Regions from separate parts of the Homo sapiens genome. Here region 2 is linked to region 1. A link is an interaction called in ENCODE POLR2A ChIA-PET data of the cell type or tissue named here. Cell type or tissue: GM12878. All regions are shown on one strand.

Evidence for each region. Peaks named below come from ENCODE experiments on the same cell type or tissue, not always from the same donor. Only the 100,000 strongest peaks of a DNase experiment are listed, where the experiment ranks them.
Region 2: POLR2A ChIA-PET joins it to region 1 with 13 read pairs; 3 of 35 experiments call an interaction of 5 or more read pairs at or near these places.

What each region holds. Positions count from the first base shown.
Region 1 is chr11:4,056,247-4,060,246 of GRCh38, forward strand. STIM1 (stromal interaction molecule 1) reads left to right here. Exons shown (of 13, transcript NM_001382567.1): 5 at 3,035-3,150. Among named protein-coding and RNA genes, the nearest start is that of RRM1, 37 kb to the right of the region's middle. In GM12878, no CTCF peak of the experiment used is centred here; a DNase peak (open chromatin) is centred at 2,015; H3K4me3 peaks cover 697 bases; H3K27ac peaks cover 2,214 bases.
Region 2 is chr11:3,877,812-3,881,811 of GRCh38, forward strand. The region is part of intron 1 of STIM1 (stromal interaction molecule 1); the gene reads left to right. Among named protein-coding and RNA genes, the nearest start is that of PPIAP40, 14 kb to the right of the region's middle. In GM12878, no CTCF peak of the experiment used is centred here; DNase peaks (open chromatin) are centred at 1,800 and 3,120; H3K4me3 peaks cover 2,939 bases; H3K27ac peaks cover 3,750 bases.

The DNA of each region.
Region 1 (4,000 bases):
CTCCAACAGCTGTTGTTTCATAACTCTTTGCCTACTTTACACGCTGAATATGCTAGGGCTTGGGCTGGGAGTGGGAAGGGGATGGAGTACTGCTTGGACTTCTTGTCATGTCAAACTAGTGCCATATGCCATTCAGTCATTAATCCATTTACTTATTCATCCAACAAATATTTACTGGGTACCTGCTCTGTGCCAAGCACTTGTGCTGGGTGCTAGGGATAAAGATGACAACAAGCTGTCCTTGCCCTCAAAGGGCTTACTATCTGGTAAGTGCTGATTATGTATAATCTGTCATCTTATTATGTAGGTGCATCTGGTTTTGAGCTTCAGCAAAGGGGAAAGGGGAAGGTGAAGCTGTTGGAATGCCCACACTTTGCAGTCTCCAGCCACAGAGCTACTGAGCACTGCTGTCCAGGCCTAGCTGAGCTGGCTGTTCCCTCCTCTGCTGCCTGCAGCCTCTTCTTCACAGCTTCTCTCTGCTCTGGAGAGAGTAATAATCTTAATGTTTGTACCTCCCTTTATAGAGTGCTTTCCTACATATTATTTCAGTTGATTCTCACAACTCTGGGAGGAAGAGTATCCCAACCTTTGGGTGAACAAACTGAATCTCAAATATTTTATAATTTATCCAAGCTGGTAAGTGGCAGAGCTGGGATTTGAACCCAGGTCTGTCTTGTTCTAAATGCCCTGCTTTTTTTCACTGCATCTTCCTCTTGTGCCATGTGGTTAAAGATAGGCTTCCTTTCAATATTCAGTTTAGTTCTATTTTACAAAACTTCACTAAGCACCTACCATGTGCCATACTCTCTGGTGGGCCCAGAGGACAAAGAGATGTATTAGACCTGACCCCTGACTTGAGGAACTCCATGTTTAATGGAAAAGTAGATGACTGACCACTAAGATCCAGGATTTAGGTTTCTTTCTTGCTACCCATAGAAATAGCAATATTGCCTTGTGGATCCCTGGACCATTTTCCTCATGGGAAGGATATCTTTGGCTTGGATTAAAACTGCAAAGCATAGGATAAGAAGTCAGTTCTCAGGTCACTGGTTCACTTAGCTTTTTTGTGGCTAGAATTACAGCCAAGACCAGGTCCAGCCAGGCTGGGCACAGGTGTAGGGGATGTCAAGCTGTGGCACCTTAGTGACAGCAGGAAGCATGGGGCCTTCAGTGCTTGGGGTGAAGTGAGGGTGGTTCTAGGCCCATCACTAGCTCACATGGTATAATGAGAATAATCTAGCAGATTTGAGTTCATTCTCTGGCTTTGCCACTTACTTGTGTGTGACTTTGGGCAAGTTACTCAACTCTAAGTCTCCATTTTCTTATCTAGAAAGTCGCACTAGGCCGGGTGCAGTGGCTCACACCTGTAATCCCAGCACTTTGGGAGGCCAAGGTGGGTGGATCACGAGGTCAGGTGATCGAGACTATCCTGGCTAACATGGTGAAACCCCGTCTCTACTAAAAATACAAAAAATTAGCCAGGCGTGGTGGCAGGTGCCTGTAGTCCCAGCTACTCGGGAGGCTGAGGCAGGAGAATGGCGTGAACCCGGGAGGTGGAGCTTGCAGTGAGCTGAGATCGCGCCACTGCACTCCAGCCTAAGCGACAGAGCGAGACTCCGTCTCAAAAAAAAAAAAAAAAAGAAAGTGACACTAATAATGGAACTGAGTTCTTAAGGTTGTTGTGAGGACTGAATGAGGTATTGTATGTAAAGTATCAGAACAGTAGCAGACACACAGTAGTTGCTTAGTCAGTGTTAGCTCCTTTCTCATTTCTTTCATTGCTTACAAGTAGATAGCATTCCAGTTCATAGGTTTCTTTGAGAAATAGACTGTAGAAAAGACGACAATGTTTATTCTCATTAGTCAGACGAACTGCAGCACAAGTGTTTCAAAGAGGAACCCCAAGAACTCCCAGGCTTGTAGGAAGCATCTGATTTTACATAAGTTTGCACAGTAGGAAACTGAGGTCCTCGGGGAGGAACAAAGCAACTTATGATCAGACAAATGAGTCACTAGTAGAGCTGAAATGAGAAGCCAGATCTCCTAACCACTCCCACACCCCATCACAGTGCCTCACTGCGTCTCTTACTGGTGGGCTTGATTGCTTTCCAAGGCCAGAGAAGGAAGTAGCTGTTCCTGTATGCTCAGACAGGAGTATAAATCACACTGTGATGTCAGAAGCTTCTTTTCTAGCTGGAGAAATAAAGCTATGCATCAGAAAAGAGCACCAATCTTATAGAGTAGTATAGAATTAAGTGCTTACTTGTGGGACCTAGACCAGTGGTTTTCAACCTTTCATATCTTTTACCCCCCTCCTCTTATATCCACTGTGTTCCAGCAGAAGAGAAACAAAGTTCCATTTTTCCTAGGTCATTTTCTTGTTCACAGGCTTTCTCTTATTAAAGTTATCACTGACAGTATGGGTGGAGGTCATAAAAAATTACAGTAATTTTATTGGAGGTAACTTGTATTGCAGTGACTCAAATACAAGCTAACAGGACTAATTCCATTTTTGTCATCAGTGGTTAATTAAAATTTTTTTTCCTTTTCTATATTTCATTTCAATAGCACATTAGCAGGTTTATATATAATGACAGTGAGTTTAGATTAGGATAATTCATAAATCCCAGAATCACTGGGTCATATGACATGACAGTTTGACCTGGGCTGCACAGGAAATGCATTTATAAATGGTAGGAGGTGGGGAAAATATGTAGAGGATAAACCCTGGAAGGAGAAGCACAACAGAAAATTTAGTTGGGTGTGGGAATGGTCACAGACAGGTAATCCTTAGAGGATAGGGTGCTTAGAAGTTGGTGGATATGGGGAGAGGGCTGAACAAATTCTTGGTAAATGTTATGTGTCTCTCCATATACCCTGTTGAGACCCAACTGGTATAGACTCTGTGTTCTAGAGTGCAGAGGGGAGCAATCACCAAGAGCTAGAAGTGTTCCTGGGGGAGGCGGGTAATCCTACCAGGATCCTTCCTGGCTTTACTGGGAGGGAACTGATCTGCTACTCTTTGCCTCAACAGGCTGGCTGTCACCAACACCACCATGACAGGGACTGTGCTGAAGATGACAGACCGGAGTCATCGGCAGAAGCTGCAGCTGAAGGCTCTGGATACAGTGCTCTTTGGGCCTCCTCTCTGTGAGTCTTGTGTTGAGAAGGGCTACTGCTGTGCCATGGAAACCAAAGCTGTTGTAGTGGATAGGCTAAGGCTAAGGCTCTGGGTCTCCTAGGCACACCTGCAAGATAGCACCTATACTATTTCCACTGGTATTAAGGTATGAAAGAGTCTTACATTTTAGTCCAGACACGTAGCAACATGCATTCATTAAATACTTTAAGGAAATATCTGCATTGTGCCAATGCTGTGCTGGACCCTGTAGGAAGACCTGGAATGAATCATGTTCTGCCCTGAAGGGACAACATGAGTGTTCTGTAGAGGTACACAGTACTTCTGAGGCCCAGATGAGGGCTAGTGAAGGTATCCTATAGACAAGGTGACATGTTACCTCTGCCTTTAAGGGTGGATAGAGCTTTATTCTATGGAGGTGGCAGAATAGGACATTCTAGGCAGAGTAAACAACCTGAGCAAGAGTACAAAAGCTAAAATATGAAAAGTATGCTCAGGGATAGAAGTAACCCCCTATGGGCTGAAAGCTTTTTACCTGTTACCTACTTCTATATTTCATTTCAATAGCATATCAGCAGGTTTATATATATATAATGACAGTGGGTTATTGTAGACATGTAGAGTGCATGAACTGATTAATGAACATCTTTGTATTATTGAATGACCAAGGAGGACTAAGTGGGTTTTCACTGAAGCAGTAGACACACTCAGGCCTAAGAAAGGGTGGTCTCTTCAGCCAGGGTCTAGTTGAGAGAATTAGGTTGTTCAGTCTCTACAGATCTATGTGGTAGGAACGGCCAGCCTGTAATCCTTTTTCTAATTCTAAGTTAACCAAGGGGGAGCAAAAAGTAGTGAGATTTC
Region 2 (4,000 bases), 180 kb before region 1:
GGGTGCCCAGGACCTCTCCTTTTATCCTATCATTCTAAAGCACTGGGAATACCAGTCTCCTCTCTCTGATCAGCATTTTAGACACTGATGCTTTCTCTTCTAGTTAGTTTCTTGGGAGAATGAGTAAGCAGGGAGGAATTGTTTGGCTTTCAGGTAAAAAGGACTTCTTGCTTGTGAATTGAAGTCACTAGGCGAGAAGTGAGTAAAGAACATGTTCCTGGATAGGAGTGGTCAAGCGTTGGTAAGTTAGACTTGGTTTGGGGTTAAATGGGCCTGGTGCTCTCTAGGAGTGGAATCAGTAAGGGTCCTGGCTGTGTCCTCATTGCCCTCCTTCGGGAGCTGAGCATTGCTGTAGGGGAGATCTCACATATGGTCTGGGGAGAAGGGAAAGGAGGAGGGTTAAGGAACGAAGAGACAGAGGGAAGAAAAGGGAACTTTTGCTGAGCTGTTTCTCTAGGCTAGGTGCTTTACACCAATAATTTTCTTTAATCTTCACAACAACTTTGTGAGGTAGCTATAATTAGTCTTGTTTTACATATGATGAAACTGAGGCCCAGAGAGGTTAAGCAACTTACCCAAGGTCACAAAGCTAGTTAATGATAATAAGTTATTATTTATCATGTGCCTGAAAAGCACATATGAAGTTTCTTTTTTTTTTTGATCCTATGAAAGATAATTATTACTTCTTCAATGCAAATGAGGAAACTGGGAATTAAAGAGCTTTGGTTACTTGTGGAAGGTCACTCATCTGGCAGTGTCAGTGCAGGGATTTGAAACCAGGTCTGTCTCATTACAGAATGTGTTCCCTTGATGTCCATGTTGCTCTGCAAATGGAAGAGCTGGGATTCAAATGCAGAGTCATGAGAGCAGGGCTTATGTCTTACCTATCTTTGTGTCACCATTCCCTATGACAGTGCTTACCATGTTGTTAGTGCCCAATAAATGCTTGCTGTAAAATCTAGCTCTGCCCTCCCCATAGCTCATGTTAGCTGCAGTGGGTTCCTATTGCTAGCTGCGTCCTGCCCCAGCTGCTCGGCTGCCTATCTTCCCCCGACAGTTTGGCCTTATCGTGCCTACCCATTGTGGCCTCCTTGACATCCCAACACACAGCATCTCCTCTAGTACTGTTGCTTTCCTCTTCTTCATACCTCTTTTTTTTTTTGAGACGGAGTCTCGCCCTGTCACCCAGGCTGGAGTGCAGTGGCGTGATCTTGGCTCACTGCAACCTCCGCCTCCCGGGTTCAAGCAATTCTCCTGCCTCAGCCTCCCGAGTAGCTGGGACTACAGGTGCACACCGCCACACCCAGCTAATTTTTGTATTTTTAGTAGAGACGGGGTTTCACCATGTTGGCCAGGCTGGTCTCGAACTCCTGACCTCAGGTGATCCACATGCCTCAGCCTCCCAAAGTGCTGGGATTACAGGAATGAGCCACTGCGTCCAGCGTTTCATACCTCTTTTCCCTAGCTATACATTTTCCTCTGGCTATGGCTTTCCAAAACCCTCCAATCCTGTTCATTCTTTTCTCTGTAGTTTTTCTGACTTATTCCAGGGACTTCCCTTTCTAGATTATAATCTTCTTAGTCTGTACCATATAATTTGTCACCTAATTATCTACTGTTTCACTTTCTGTTGGTTTCGTGGACATTAATCTTCTCCCCAGCCAACTGATGGTAGTCATATTATAATAACTCCCCAGATTGGTTTGTGCTCTGCACTTTACAAATCACTCCACTGTTTAAGACCTGTCTTTTTGCTTATCATGCCCACAGCTGCTCTGTGAGGTGGGACAGGAGGGGATTGTTATCTCCATATTATTGTAAACAAATTCAAAGAAAGCAGGTGACTTCCCAATGTCATATATGTAATTAGGGGCAGAACAGAAACTATATCTCAGGTTTACTAATTTCTGGCTTAGAATTTTATCTGCAGGCTCTTCTACATTTGTTTTTTTCCTTACCATTTCCCCTCTTGCCTTCAAGGGTCACTCAAGGCAGAACATCTACCTTGTGGGTTTTTAGGAGGTTTGGTTGGTGACCCAGTGAATGGTAAAGTAGCCCAGATATCAATCTTAGGTACTTCTCAGTGGCATCAGTGTTCTGGGTTGCTATTGCCGAGAGAATTCTCTTTCTGTGGCTATTAGGATTAATGTTGAACTAAGAAGCATTAGATTATTATGAATGGTCAGAACACACTCTCATGGAGATCCAGGAAGCAGGACAGGATGTGTGGTGCTGGGCACTTTTGTGTTGTGGCAATGGCATGAGTTTGCAAGCAGTCAGGCCAGAGTTTGAAATCTGGCTTTGCTGTTGTTTGCTGGCCTCATGACCCTTAGTAAATCATTAATCTCTCTGAGCCTTAGGGCCACTGAGAGAATGTATTTAAGGGCCACATAATGGCCTGTGAAAACAGTATTTGTTGTTGGTTTTTATTGCCAATACTACTTTAAGTTTAAGGTGCCTGAAGGGCATTAGAAGCCTGCTAGCACCTGTGACCCTTGCAGGTTACTTCTCGTGTCTTGATTTCCAAGCATTAGTGATGACTACCTTGGAAGCTATTGGCTGATAGAGGATGAGCTTGAATGCTGTTCCCAAAGTCTCCCGTCTCCCAAGTTTCCAGTGCCTTCTCAGGGCAATGAAAATAGTTTGTGGACAGCTGGGGGATGGTTTCAGTGTCAAACTTTGGGAGTAAAATCTTTCATGTTTTTCTGAAGAACTTTGGCATTAGAATTGTTGGTTCTGGAAAGTCAAGAACACAGTTGTTATTGAGAGATTTTAGTTATTTCTGAAACCAGATATTGCTCCAAAGCTGTTTGTTAAATACTTCCCTACTCTTCCTAAACCCCTGCCCCTCCCCAAAAGAAAAATAAATCATATTCAGACCATCGTGCGATGGTTATATCTCTGGCCTCCCTGGTCACCCAGCCTCTAGCTCTCTGCTAGCACCACTCCAAATTGCTGCTTCAAAAGAGGTCAGTCAGCCCCTTTCCCTTACTCCTCAACCATGACCTGGTCTGTCTGGAAAGAGGATGAGATACATGGACCAATACATCCTATTTAAAAGGGAGCTTGCTTTCTCACTAGGGACTTTAGACTGCCTGACACACAGGAAATGACTAGAAAATCTGACCAGTGGAGCATAACTCATTGCTAAAATGGCAGGTTTGGACGGCTGCAGGATGGGAGAGCAGGCTTCCTGAAGAGGCAGGAAGGGGCAGCTGGATGGGAAAACAGTGACTTTTGAGTTTTTCCTTTTAGAGTATGGTGACGTAGGCCGTTTATTAAAAAAAAAAAAAAAAAGGAAAATCACATAACATAAAATTAATCATTTTAAAGTGTACAATTCAGTGGGATTTAGTACTATCATAAATGTAGTTCAAAACTATTTCATCAACCCTAAGGAAATCCATACCTGTTAAGCAGTTGTTCCTAATTCCCCCTCTCCCTTTCCCCTGGCAGCCATCAATCTGTGTATCTGTGTTTTGTCTGTATAGATTTACCTATTCTGGATATTTCATATAAATGGAATCATATGATCTATTGATCATATGATTATTTTATTTTATTTATTTATTTTTTCAAGATGGAGTCTCTCTCTGTTGCCCAGGCTGGAGTGCAGTGGCATGATCTCGGCTCACTGCCAGCTCCGCCTCCCGGGTTCATGCCATTCTCCTGCCTGAGCCTCCCGATTAGCTGGGACTACAGGTGCCCGCCACAGCACCCGGCTAATTTTTTTGTATTTTTAGTGGAGATGGGGTTTCACCCTGTTAGCCAGGATGGTCTCCATCTCCTGACCTCATGATCTGCCCATCTCAGCCTCCCAAAGTGCTGGGATTACAGGCGTGAGCCACCGTGCCCGGCCGATTATTTTATTTTTATTTATTTATTTTTTTGAGATGGAATCTCGCTCTGTAGCCCAGGCTGGAGTGCAGTGGTGTGCTTTCTGCTCACTGCAGCCTCCGACTCCTGGGTTGAAGTGATTCTCCTGCCTGTAGCTGGGATT